2 separate regions of the Homo sapiens genome follow, and region 2 is linked to region 1. Evidence: read pairs that join two places in POLR2A ChIA-PET (ENCODE). Cell type or tissue: OCI-LY7. All regions are shown on one strand. Each heading gives the region's core, and the rest is flanking DNA. Links, peaks and the distances in the headings are about the cores only.

Region 1 (5,384 bases), core at 385-5,384:
TCAAAATCTAGGCAGCTGGGCTCAGATCATGAAATGACATAATATTAGCTCTCATTTATGTGTTTATTAAATGATTAATGATATGATCTTTACAACATTTTATGCATATGGACACTAGAAGCTTAAAAAGTTTATACAGTACAGTAAACTTTAGGTCTCACATTCTACTGGTCAGTGAATATTTTGTCGTCTCTTCAATCAAAATATAATAAATAGGAAATTAAGCTCCTGCTTGCTGAGAAAGAAATCAATAATTTAAAATGTGCAGTTGTATACATGTTTGGAATTGATCTTTTACTTCATTCATCAAGTCTAAATAGCATAATCCCCTCCGATGAGAGTAGAGTTGAATGCTTTATATTAATAGACATAAATTCGATTATGAAAGAGCTCCTCAACTTCATATGTCAGGATAAAATATCTGTAACTTCTTATATTCTCCAAATAAAATTTCATGTGATCTGACAAGATTATATTTTAAAATTCAACCATTTTAAATGACTTCTGCAATTAAAATAGATTCATTTTCCTTGAAATCCAGAAGCAAAAGTGAAGCTGGAGATATTAAGACAAGATGGGCGCCAAAAAACCCTGGCTTATGCCACCTTGGGGACTGAACCATCTTTCAGGTAGACAAGTTCCTGTCAATGGCTAAGGTTTCCTCCTCCTGCAGTCCCCCAGCAAATGCAGTTTCCCCCTCCCCACCATGTGCGCGCGCGCACACACACACACACACACACACACACACACACACACACACACACGTACCACTCTCCTCCCTCCAGCCCTATGGTAGCTCCAGTAAGAGATTCAGATCTGAAAAAGAAATTTTGATAATTTTGCAAATGAAAAAACTGAGACTCAAAGTTGAAATGAGTAGTCCACGATCATCACCTGCTGACAGGAGCCCCGGTTACCCAACCCAACCCAGTGCTCTTTCCACTGCCCCTCTCAGCCTGCAAAAACCACAGAGGGCAAAGCCAGAAAGATGGAAAGGCACCCATGCAGCTCACCACTTGCCTCAGGGAGACCCTCTTCACAGGGGCTTCTCAAAAGACCTCCCTATGGTGGGTTTTGTTTATTTTTGGAGAACAAAACAACTTTTTCAATGTTTCAATGGAGAGATCTGTGAATTGTGACGTAAGGAACCATAGACACCAGTAAAAAATTTTGACCCAAAGACACGGTAATCTGAGTTTTAAGATTTGGGGATTTGATCAGGGAAAAAAAATTTTACATATATATATATATAACACCTAACATATCTCTCTCTATACACACACACTATATATATGTTTTGAATTAGGCATGCAGAAGTATGTTGTAGTGAAAAAAACAGGGTCTTGGCCAGGTGCCATGGATCATGCCTATAATCCCAGCAGTTTGGGAGGCTGAGGCAGGAGGATTGTTTGAGCCAGGAATTTGAGACCAGTCTGGGCAACATAGTGAGACCCCTGTCTCTACACAAAATAAAAAATACAGCTGAATATAACGGTGCACACTTGTAGTCCCAGCTACTCAGGAGGCTGAGGGTGAGGATCGCTTGTGCCTGGGAGTTGAGGCTGCAGTGAGTCATGATAGAGCCACTACACTCCAACCTGGGCAATAGAATGATACCTCATCTCAAAAAAAAAAAAAAAAAAAAAAAAAAAGGAGGGGCCTCTAAAGGTTGATTGTTTTTGAGTAACCTCGAGCAAGTTTCTTAATCTCCCCAAATTAATTTCCTCATCTGTAAAGTGAGTATCAATTTTGTATAGAGAAAGATGGAGAATGAGACAGAGACAGAGAGACAAATAAAGACAGTAAGAGGGATTTGGGAGTGTATGGCAGCTCTCAGAACATGAAAGTTCACAATGCCTGGAACAAAATTATCATTCAAATATCTGTTCACTGAATGAAAAATCTGCTTCCTCAGCTGGGTCAGCTCCTAGAAATATGTCTCCTTTGTTTTGGAGATATGGACAGAATGACCCCTAAGGCTCTAGCCCATACAAAAGAGATGCAAGACCACTCACGCCCTAAAATTGTGTCTTGTGTTTGAAAATGTTTGACACAGTGGTCTCTGACTCTCAGGACAGAATACCCTCTGAGTGCACCCCAAAGGCTTTATCTGGATGCGTAGATGGTGCTAGATTCCCAGAATAATAATGAAGGTAACATTCAAGTGTCTCCTCCCCACTCTGATCCCCAAGACTGAAATAAGTAATCTTCCTTTGTGTGTTCACAGCACACTCTACTTTGTACATTTATTGCACGTATTATAGCTGCATGCTCCCTTGTCTGTCTTGCCAAGTAGACTGTGAATTCCATGATCATTTGAGTAAGTGCTATCCCCACTTTCTAACCCATAACAGAGACTCAATATATGTTTTTGATTTTTTAAAAAATCAAACACCTCTTTAAAACATCTACCACCGTTGGCCCTAAAATCAGCCTAAGGTATGGATATTGTCCAGCACCCCCAACCCGGAGATTGCCTCCCCACTTCCAATTCCCCTTGAAATGAAGTAAAAACTGTAGTTCCAGCATTTAGGCCTCTTACATATCCACTCAGGATGTTCCTCATTGTTAATTCACTCAATAAATTTTGTTCAAAAACAGGATCTTATGTACTAGGCCCAATGGCAGGGGTACAGCAATGAATCCGCCATTGTCCCTCTTGGAGAAGCTCACAGAATAAAGTGAGCTTGGATGAAGGCTCTGACTTTCAGAGAGGCCACTAGCCGTTAGCCAAAATATTTCTGGATCAGTATCTACATCCTATCATCAACTTGACTCCTCGACTCTTTAAAATGTGGCTTTAGAACCTGGTACATAGTGTACACTCAATAAACATTTGTTGGATAAGGGAGTGAATGGGATAGGATGAAAATTTCAGTGAGCTTTTATTGCTCACTGATTGATATAGGAGATAAGCAGCTAATGCTATCTAATCCTTTTTTTTTTTTTTTTTTTGAGTCGGAGTCTCACTGTGTGCCATAGGCTGGAGTGCAGTGGCGCTATCTCAACTCACTGCAACCTCCACCTCCTAGGTTCAAGCAATTCTCCTGTCTTAGCCTCCCGAGTAGCTGGGATTACAGGCATGCACCACCACACCCAAATAATTTTGTATTTTTAGCAGGGACAGGGTTTCACCATGTTGGCCATGCTGGTCTTGAACTCCTGACCTCTGGTGATCCGCCCATCTTGGCCTCCAAAAGTGCTGGGATTACAGGTGTGAGCCACTGCACCTGGCCCCAAATCCTTTATTTAAGTAATTTTGGCTTTGGGTACCCACTGAGCTGATACGTCCACCATGGGAATGTATTAACACTTCAAAAGATCTCTAAGGACAGATAATGCTTCTTAGAAACATTTCTTGTGTCTAATTAGGTGAGGCAGGCTTTCCCAATACCACAGCTAAACACGTTGCACTTGCCTTCAGATAACTCTCGGAGACCTTCCATCCTACAAAACACTGATTAACTAACCTTCCAAATCTGCCAGTAACTGGAACACTTCCTGCTTCTGAACTATCTTCGGCTCCAGGGAGTACCCTGCTAGATTCTTTAATCTCTCTTACTGATCATCTAAACGTATTTTCTTTTACACTTGTGTATGGTTTATTTGTACAGTTGTGGGAAGAGAGCTTGTCTTTATAAATTCCCACAGGACTAGGCACACAGCAGGTATTTAATAAGTACGTTTTTAAAAATGTGTCTTCCATGTGTAGCCCTGTCCTGCAGGGACGCATCGGGTAGGTGGCAAAGGGGTGCCCAATCCTAGCGAACTTTCAACTGAGGTTGGGGGAGAAGGGCAGGGACCCTCCCACCATGAGAATCGTAAGGTAGGACTGGAGAAAAAGATCAGAGCACATCTCTCATGTACTCTAGAACTCTCCAGAAACCTCTCACTTTCTTTGTCCCCATCTTCTGCAGGGGACTTACAGCGTTCTCAGGGACTGCAGGAAATAAGACAAATAGGGAAAAGGAAATCACAGAGCACGATTGAAATATGGCAGATGAGATGCTAGACTGGAATCTTCTCTTTCGCTCAAAATAAATGCATACATAAATGACAGTGATTGTAAGCCTGACAGCACTTCACCCACTCTCTAAAGTCTCCTGACAGTGGGACCTCAAGCAGGGGACTGGAAGGTTAATTTGTTCGGTACCAACTCTGACTCAAAAAGATTATTCTCCTGTGAGGTGAAGGAGAAGAAAAAAAGGTCAGTGACATTTTCCAGCCACTACACCCAGAGGGTAACCCAGATGTTGGTGGGATGGGTGGGACTCATCAAACCCACGCTTTCCCCCAAGGTTGCTAAGACAGAGCGTCCTGTTAGTCTTCGGGTTGAATCAACCCCACAACGACCCGTTCTAAGGAGACTGTGACAGCAGGAAAGGTCATGACACACCCAGGTCTGGACACGCTGTCCCTGAGGCCAGTGCCCGGAGCGCCCCCCGCGGAGCCGCTCTCCACCAATAAGAGCCTGAGGTCCCGAGATGATGAGATGCGGGGCCGCTGCTCAGCCAATCAGGCTCCAGGCGCGGCCAGGGGGAGGAGATGGGAGGAGAGGCCGGGGGCGATGGAGACGCGGATACATCAACAGAAGTTTCTCACCTAGGAATGCGAGGGGCGCTCCCGCATCTCCTGCACATCTCCACCCCTGCGCAGGAGGAGATCCCCAGGCTGCTCTCTCCATCTCTCCTACAGCTCCCTGCAAACGAGGGGGAAGCTGCTGAGAGTCCCTATCACTGCTGGCCTTTTAATGTTGTATGCAAGGAGGAAGAGGGCGAGGGATAACTTGGTGCTGGACAACTGACCTGCGGCCCGAAGGGCCTCTGGGGAGGGGGTGCAAAAGAGGAGCGGCTGGGCTGGGGGACTCCATGCGGGGGCGATGGACAGGGCGGCGCTCCTGGGACTGGCCCGCTTGTGCGCGCTGTGGGCAGCCCTGCTCGTGCTGTTCCCCTACGGAGCCCAAGGAAACTGGATGTGAGTATGGAGGTGGCAGGGAAGCATCGGGTAGGTGGCAAAAGGGGTGCCCAATCCTAGGGAACTTTCAACTGAGGCTGGGGGAGAAGGGCGGGGACCCTTAGACGAGTGACCTAATTTTTCGGAAAACATCTGGAATTGGGGAGCGGCTTAACGCTACGGGCGGCCGTGTCTTACAGGTGGTTGGGCATTGCCTCCTTCGGGGTTCCAGAGAAGCTGGGCTGCGCCAATTTGCCGCTGAACAGCCGCCAGAAGGAGCTGTGCAAGAGGAAACCGTACCTGCTGCCGAGCATCCGAGAGGGCGCCCGGCTGGGCATTCAGGAGTGCGGGAGCCAGTTCAGACACGAGAGATGGAACTGCATGATCACCGCCGCCGCCACTACCGCCCCGATGGGCGCCAGCCCCCTCTT
Region 2 (5,384 bases), core at 237-5,236, 55 kb before region 1:
GGGAGAGCAAGTGTGTCACATGACGAGAGTGACATAATGAGAAAGGGAGAAGGAGAGAGAGGCGGGAGGTGCCAGACTCTTTTAAACAACCAGATCTTGTGTGAACTCATTACTGTGGGGAGGGCACAGAGCCGTTCATGAAAGGTCCACCCCTATGACCCAAACACCTCCCACTAAGCCTCACCTCCAACACTGGGGTTCACATTTCAACATGAGATTTGGAGGGGACAAATATTCAAATCATATATCTTCTTTTGAGAAGTGTCTACCACTTTTTAATGGGTTTGTTTTCTACTTGCTGATTTAAATTACTTATGGATTCTAGATATTTGAACTTTGTCAGATCCATAGTTTGCAAACATTTTCTCCCATTCTGTAGATTGTCTGTTTGCTTTGTTGATAGTTTCTTTTGCTGTGCATAGCTCTTTAGTTTAATTAGGTTCCACTTATCAATTTTTGGTTTTGGTACAATTGTTTTTGAGGTCTTGGTCATAAATTCTTTGCCAAGGCCAGTGTCCAAAATGGTATTTCCTAGTTTTCTCCTAGGATTTTTATAGTTTAAGGTCTTACATTTAAGTCTTTAATCCATCTTGAGTTAATTTTTATATATGGTAAGAGGTAAGAATCCAGTTTCATTATTTTGAATATAGAGAGCCAGTTATCCCAGCATTATTTATTGAGGGTCCTTTTCCCATTGCTTATTTTTGTTGAGTTTGTTGAAATAAGTTGGTTATAGGTGCGGCTTTTTTCTGGGTTCTCTGTTCTCCTTCATTGGTCTATGTGTCTGTTTTTGTACCAAAACCATGCTGTTTTGGTTACTGTAGCCTTATAGTATAGCCTGAAGTCACATAATGTGATGTGTTGGCTTTATTCTTTTTGTTTAAGATGTTTTGGTTATTAGGGCTCTTTTTTGGTTCCATATGAATTTTAGAATAGTTTTTTCTAATTCTGTAAAAAATAACATTTGTAATTTGATAGGAATAGCATTAAATCTGTAGATTGCTTTCGGCAGTAATGTTAATTTTTAAATTGAGAATTTTAGATATTTTATGAGTCTTTGTGGGCAATAAATTTAACCACTTTTTACTGAAGAAGTTCAAAACTGTGTGTCACTGTAGATATTGCTGTTTTATACATAAATGATTACATGTATGTTTCGAGTAAAAAAAATTAGAACACATCTTTATTTAAGAAATGCATGTGAAGTTCCTTATCTTACACTATGACTAATCCCAGTAAAAAAGACATTTACATAATTTCCACCTAACTTATTGAATCATAAAACAATCCTCTGGTAATAAAAATTCTCATTCTTCTGCTTTCCAATCAGAGTGAAGTACAGAACTTATGGAAAGAAAATTTGATTATTCTGGATACTGCAAAAAAACATGGCTATGAAGTAGTTGACACATTCACTATAACAATGGGGCGTTACAAAGAGTTTCTACAGGGGAAGTGTGGATGTCATTTCCATGAGGTATTTATGCTGGCTATCTGAGTTTTATAGCTTTTGATCTTTTAAAATTGTTTGTTGTATCTTTAATTGTATTGTCAGTCTTATTTTGCATGAAACAAAAAACAATGTCAGGTGGAGATTAAATGATATATGTTCATCATCATTCAGCCAAGGCATGTAGTAACCACAACTTTAGCTCTACCAAATGAGATGTTAAAAAATTTATGTTTGTTTAGACACTTCAAAACTAGAACAATTGGTCAATGGAGGCAGGAATATGGGAACCTGGAGAGCACTTATTTTCTCTAATAGACTTCAAGCCTTCCCATCAGAAATTGCATCCAAAAAAAAGGTGGCAAAGGTTTTCAGTAGCAGCAGCTTGCAAAGCACGACTACTTAATGTGCTAAACTAATGAATGACCTTCTTTCATTGCCTTGTCCAATGCATAACAGGAAGACCTGTGTTTTGGTTAGGGTCCCCCCACCCAGAGTGAAAATGATTTTATTTTAACCTATAAATAGGCTAAGCTGATAAGGTGATAGCCTAAAACTATTTTATTCTTTTTTCTCCTGTCCTTTTGAACCTTCTGTGGATTACTTCCTCCCTAACCCTTGAATAAAAATCTTGGTCAGGACCCATAAGTTTAACACCACTTTCAGATAACAAAAGGTCTCCAATCACCTTCAGGTGTAGGAGTATCACATCAATACTAAAATTGTCCCATTCTGAGTCATAACTACATAAGTCATTTCCATCCCCCAGCTTAGGTTTCCTTCAGTCTCAAAAGCCCAAATCAAGGGAGAGAAGGCAGGACACTTATTTGCCATTTCCCCATCTTCCTTCTCTACTTTTATTCTTCTACATTTTTCTGCGTTGGTCAGAGTAGAGACGGGATGCTAAGGACAAGAAGAGTCTTATTTGACTAGTACAAGCATAACCCAGTGATGTGCTCTCTGAGTCTAGCATGCTACTTCTTTTTTTTTTGAGTGATTTTACGAATTGCCTTGGAGAGCCCCCTCCCCACCAGTGGAACTTTATGGCTCCAACTTCCTTGATGGCGGTAATACCTCTCCTCCAAGTAGATTCCTTTTTTGGCTCCTTGGTATCCAACTGTCTATCACTCTGTTGAGGATCACGTTGCTCCTCCAGGCATCCTTTTGAAAAATATTCAAAATAGCACTAGGCTTGCTCTACTTTGAACTACAGAAATATATATATTTGATCTACAGAAATATTAATGCATTGTTGCTCTGTCATTGCTGGAAATACAGTTAGTTCCCAGTGAAGCTTTCTCTCTCACTCTCTCTGCCACCCTAAAGCTGATCTGTAGCCACAGTATATCATACCAGTTCTAATGCTTCCCAAACCCCAAGAGACATGTGCTTGGCTCTGCTGAAGGCTCCTCTCACTTGGCTTAAGGCAAAAATAAAACAACACCCCAATGGGAAGAGGGCCCCAAAACATTGGAAAGCTCACACAGAAATTCCATCCCGTCCTTCCTCTTTGTCTCACAACTCTTTTGGTGAGACAAGAATATGGAAAACTGGATTTTGTCCATACTTTTGAAAGTCTTGTATAGGTTGTCCAGAAATTTCTTGGAATATGATTTTTTTTTGGCTTCTGTTATTTGCTCTAGGAGATTCAGCTGAAACTGAGATGAATAGTGCCTCATTTTATCTTTCTATTAGATATTGATTCACTCTTTCTGGCTTGCCTTCTTTTGTAAACCAGGATGCATTTATTAGTGGGTTGACTCGTGAGGTGACAACTAAAGTTTCCTTCTGATTCTGTTTTTCAGCCCTTAGCTGACTGTCAGAATCCATCTTGGTGGGCCGAGTGTGGTAGCTCACACCTGTAATCTCAGCACTTTGGGAGGCTGAGGCGGGTGGATCACTTGAGGTCAGAAGTTTGAGACCAGCCTGCCAGCATGGTGAAACCCCGTCTCTACTAAAAATACAAAAATTAGCCAGGTGTGGTGGTGTGTGCCTGTAATCCCAGCTACTGGGGAGGTAGAGGCAGGAGAATCACTTGAACCTGGGAAGTAGAGGTTGCAATGAGCTGAGATCACCACCACTGCACTCCAGCCTGGGTGACACAGCAAGACTCCATCTCAAAGAAAAAAAAAAAATCCATCTTGGTCCCAAGAGTTTTACCAATACTAAAAATGTTATTGACACTGCAGTAGTTGCTCTGTATGATTTATGGGTGGATTTACATTATCCTTTAATATGACCAAATGGAACTGCATTTCAGAGAAGTGAAAGCCTGCAGCCACAGTACAGAACATGACATTTTAAATTTTGACCTAGCAGCTTGAAGCTGGATCATGCTGTTGCAGAACAGATTTTAAGCTGTAGGATACTGTGTGTCTACTAATGTCTTCCACAAGAAAATATACAACGTTTAGAGTACTTATCCTATTTGCAAAAGTCAAGACTTAGAAATGCAAGGGCTGTAGCCTGGAAGAGAAAGAAGCAAAGATCTTGCAGCTGAGCCAGCCCAGGATCACAGCTGGCTAAAAAAGCAAGCCAGTGGTTGCCAAACCCACAGAAAACAGGGCTTTTGAAAGACAACATAGAGATTGGTTTTGTTCCTCTTTTAGAAAGAATTTTTATTTGTTTATTTATTTATTTGTACATAATGTGTCTTCAATTCATATTTTTGCAGAAAGGTGTCTACTTTTCTTTTTTTAGCTTTAGTGCTCTGAAAGTCTAAAAAGCAAAATGTCCTCGAATAATTTCAACATGGCTCCAATTAAAAACAGAAGTGCCCTTCCCACATGGTTACATGTATCATACCACAGCATCAACCAGTTCACATTAATAGCCATGGTATTCAGAAACCACAAAAAAGGCTTTTTGAACCATCAGCACTAGAATATTGGCTTATAATTATTACTGATTAAAATTATCATTAACTTGCATAGTAACAATGCTTCAAGCATGTTCAGGTAAAATCATTTAGCTTATTTGACTTTATAGTTTTTGGTGTGTAATTATCACACATAACTCGCTTTTTCTTAACTCTATTTCTGATGTAGGCTGTCTTGATAGCAAGCCATGTAGGTCTCCGCCAAATTATCTTAATTGATTTCAGAGTAGTGTTATCTATTTTGAAGTTTTAATGTTTAAGCTAAAATAAGCTTCTGGGAGCATTTGCTGTTCCAGTCACAACATACAGCTGATATGATCATCTTTCTCAACTGACTCCCTTCATCATAAAGTCGCTAAATTCATTCATTACTTAGGCATAATTATTGCTTAACTCTTGAACAATTTGTACCCCTTGTACCTCAGCAAGTCTCTAGTGCTGACACTGACATTTTATAATCTTTCTAAATCATCACCTAACATCTTAACAGTGATGTAATAGCAATGTTAGCTTATTACAAACAATCCAAAAAATCTAAAACTCTTTATAGAGGACATTTGATAATGAATGCAGCAAGCTAGAAAAAAAGTTGGTGACTGCTCTCATGTCTAAAAAGTTAAAGGGCAAAAATTCTGCTGATAACCTTTTTTTCACCTCTGTGCTCATCTTATGAGCCTGGCAAATAAAGCTTACCATAAAATACTAGCAAGAGTTGAAAAAATTGTGTTAGAACCATAAAAATTCTGGCTTGGGGGACTTTTATCTTCTGATGTTCAACTAAACTATTCCCACAATAGATTCAAGGATACCTGAGAAGGGTTGGTATAATCATTACAGTAAGATATTGATGTTTTTTCTTTGGTTTGTGGTTAGAATTCTATCATAGACATAACAAACTTGCTTCAGTGAGCTCTCACTGCCATAGGTGAGATGAAAGATCTTGAGGTGTTTCTTTCATCCGTCAAGGCACCAAAAGAGAATATGTTGCCACCAAGAATCTGTAAACAATTTCCCAACTGGTGTGCATCAATTTTGACTAACATGTTCCTGCTGATT

The links. ChIA-PET counts read pairs that join two places held together with the same protein. Peaks named below come from ENCODE experiments on the same cell type or tissue, not always from the same donor. Only the 100,000 strongest peaks of a DNase experiment are listed, where the experiment ranks them.
Region 2: POLR2A ChIA-PET joins it to region 1 with 26 read pairs; 3 of 35 experiments call an interaction of 5 or more read pairs at or near these places.

Annotation. Positions count from the first base shown.
Region 1 is chr7:121,324,414-121,329,797 of GRCh38, forward strand. WNT16 (Wnt family member 16) reads left to right here and starts at 4,587. Exons shown (of 4, transcript NM_057168.2): 1 at 4,587-4,974; 2 at 5,154-5,384. The coding sequence starts at 4,880. In OCI-LY7, for the core only: no CTCF peak of the experiment used is centred there; no DNase peak of the experiment used is centred there.
Region 2 is chr7:121,269,954-121,275,337 of GRCh38, forward strand. CPED1 (cadherin like and PC-esterase domain containing 1) reads left to right here. Exons shown (of 23, transcript NM_024913.5): 22 at 1,331-1,477. Among named protein-coding and RNA genes, the nearest start is that of WNT16, 56 kb to the right of the region's middle. In OCI-LY7, for the core only: no CTCF peak of the experiment used is centred there; no DNase peak of the experiment used is centred there.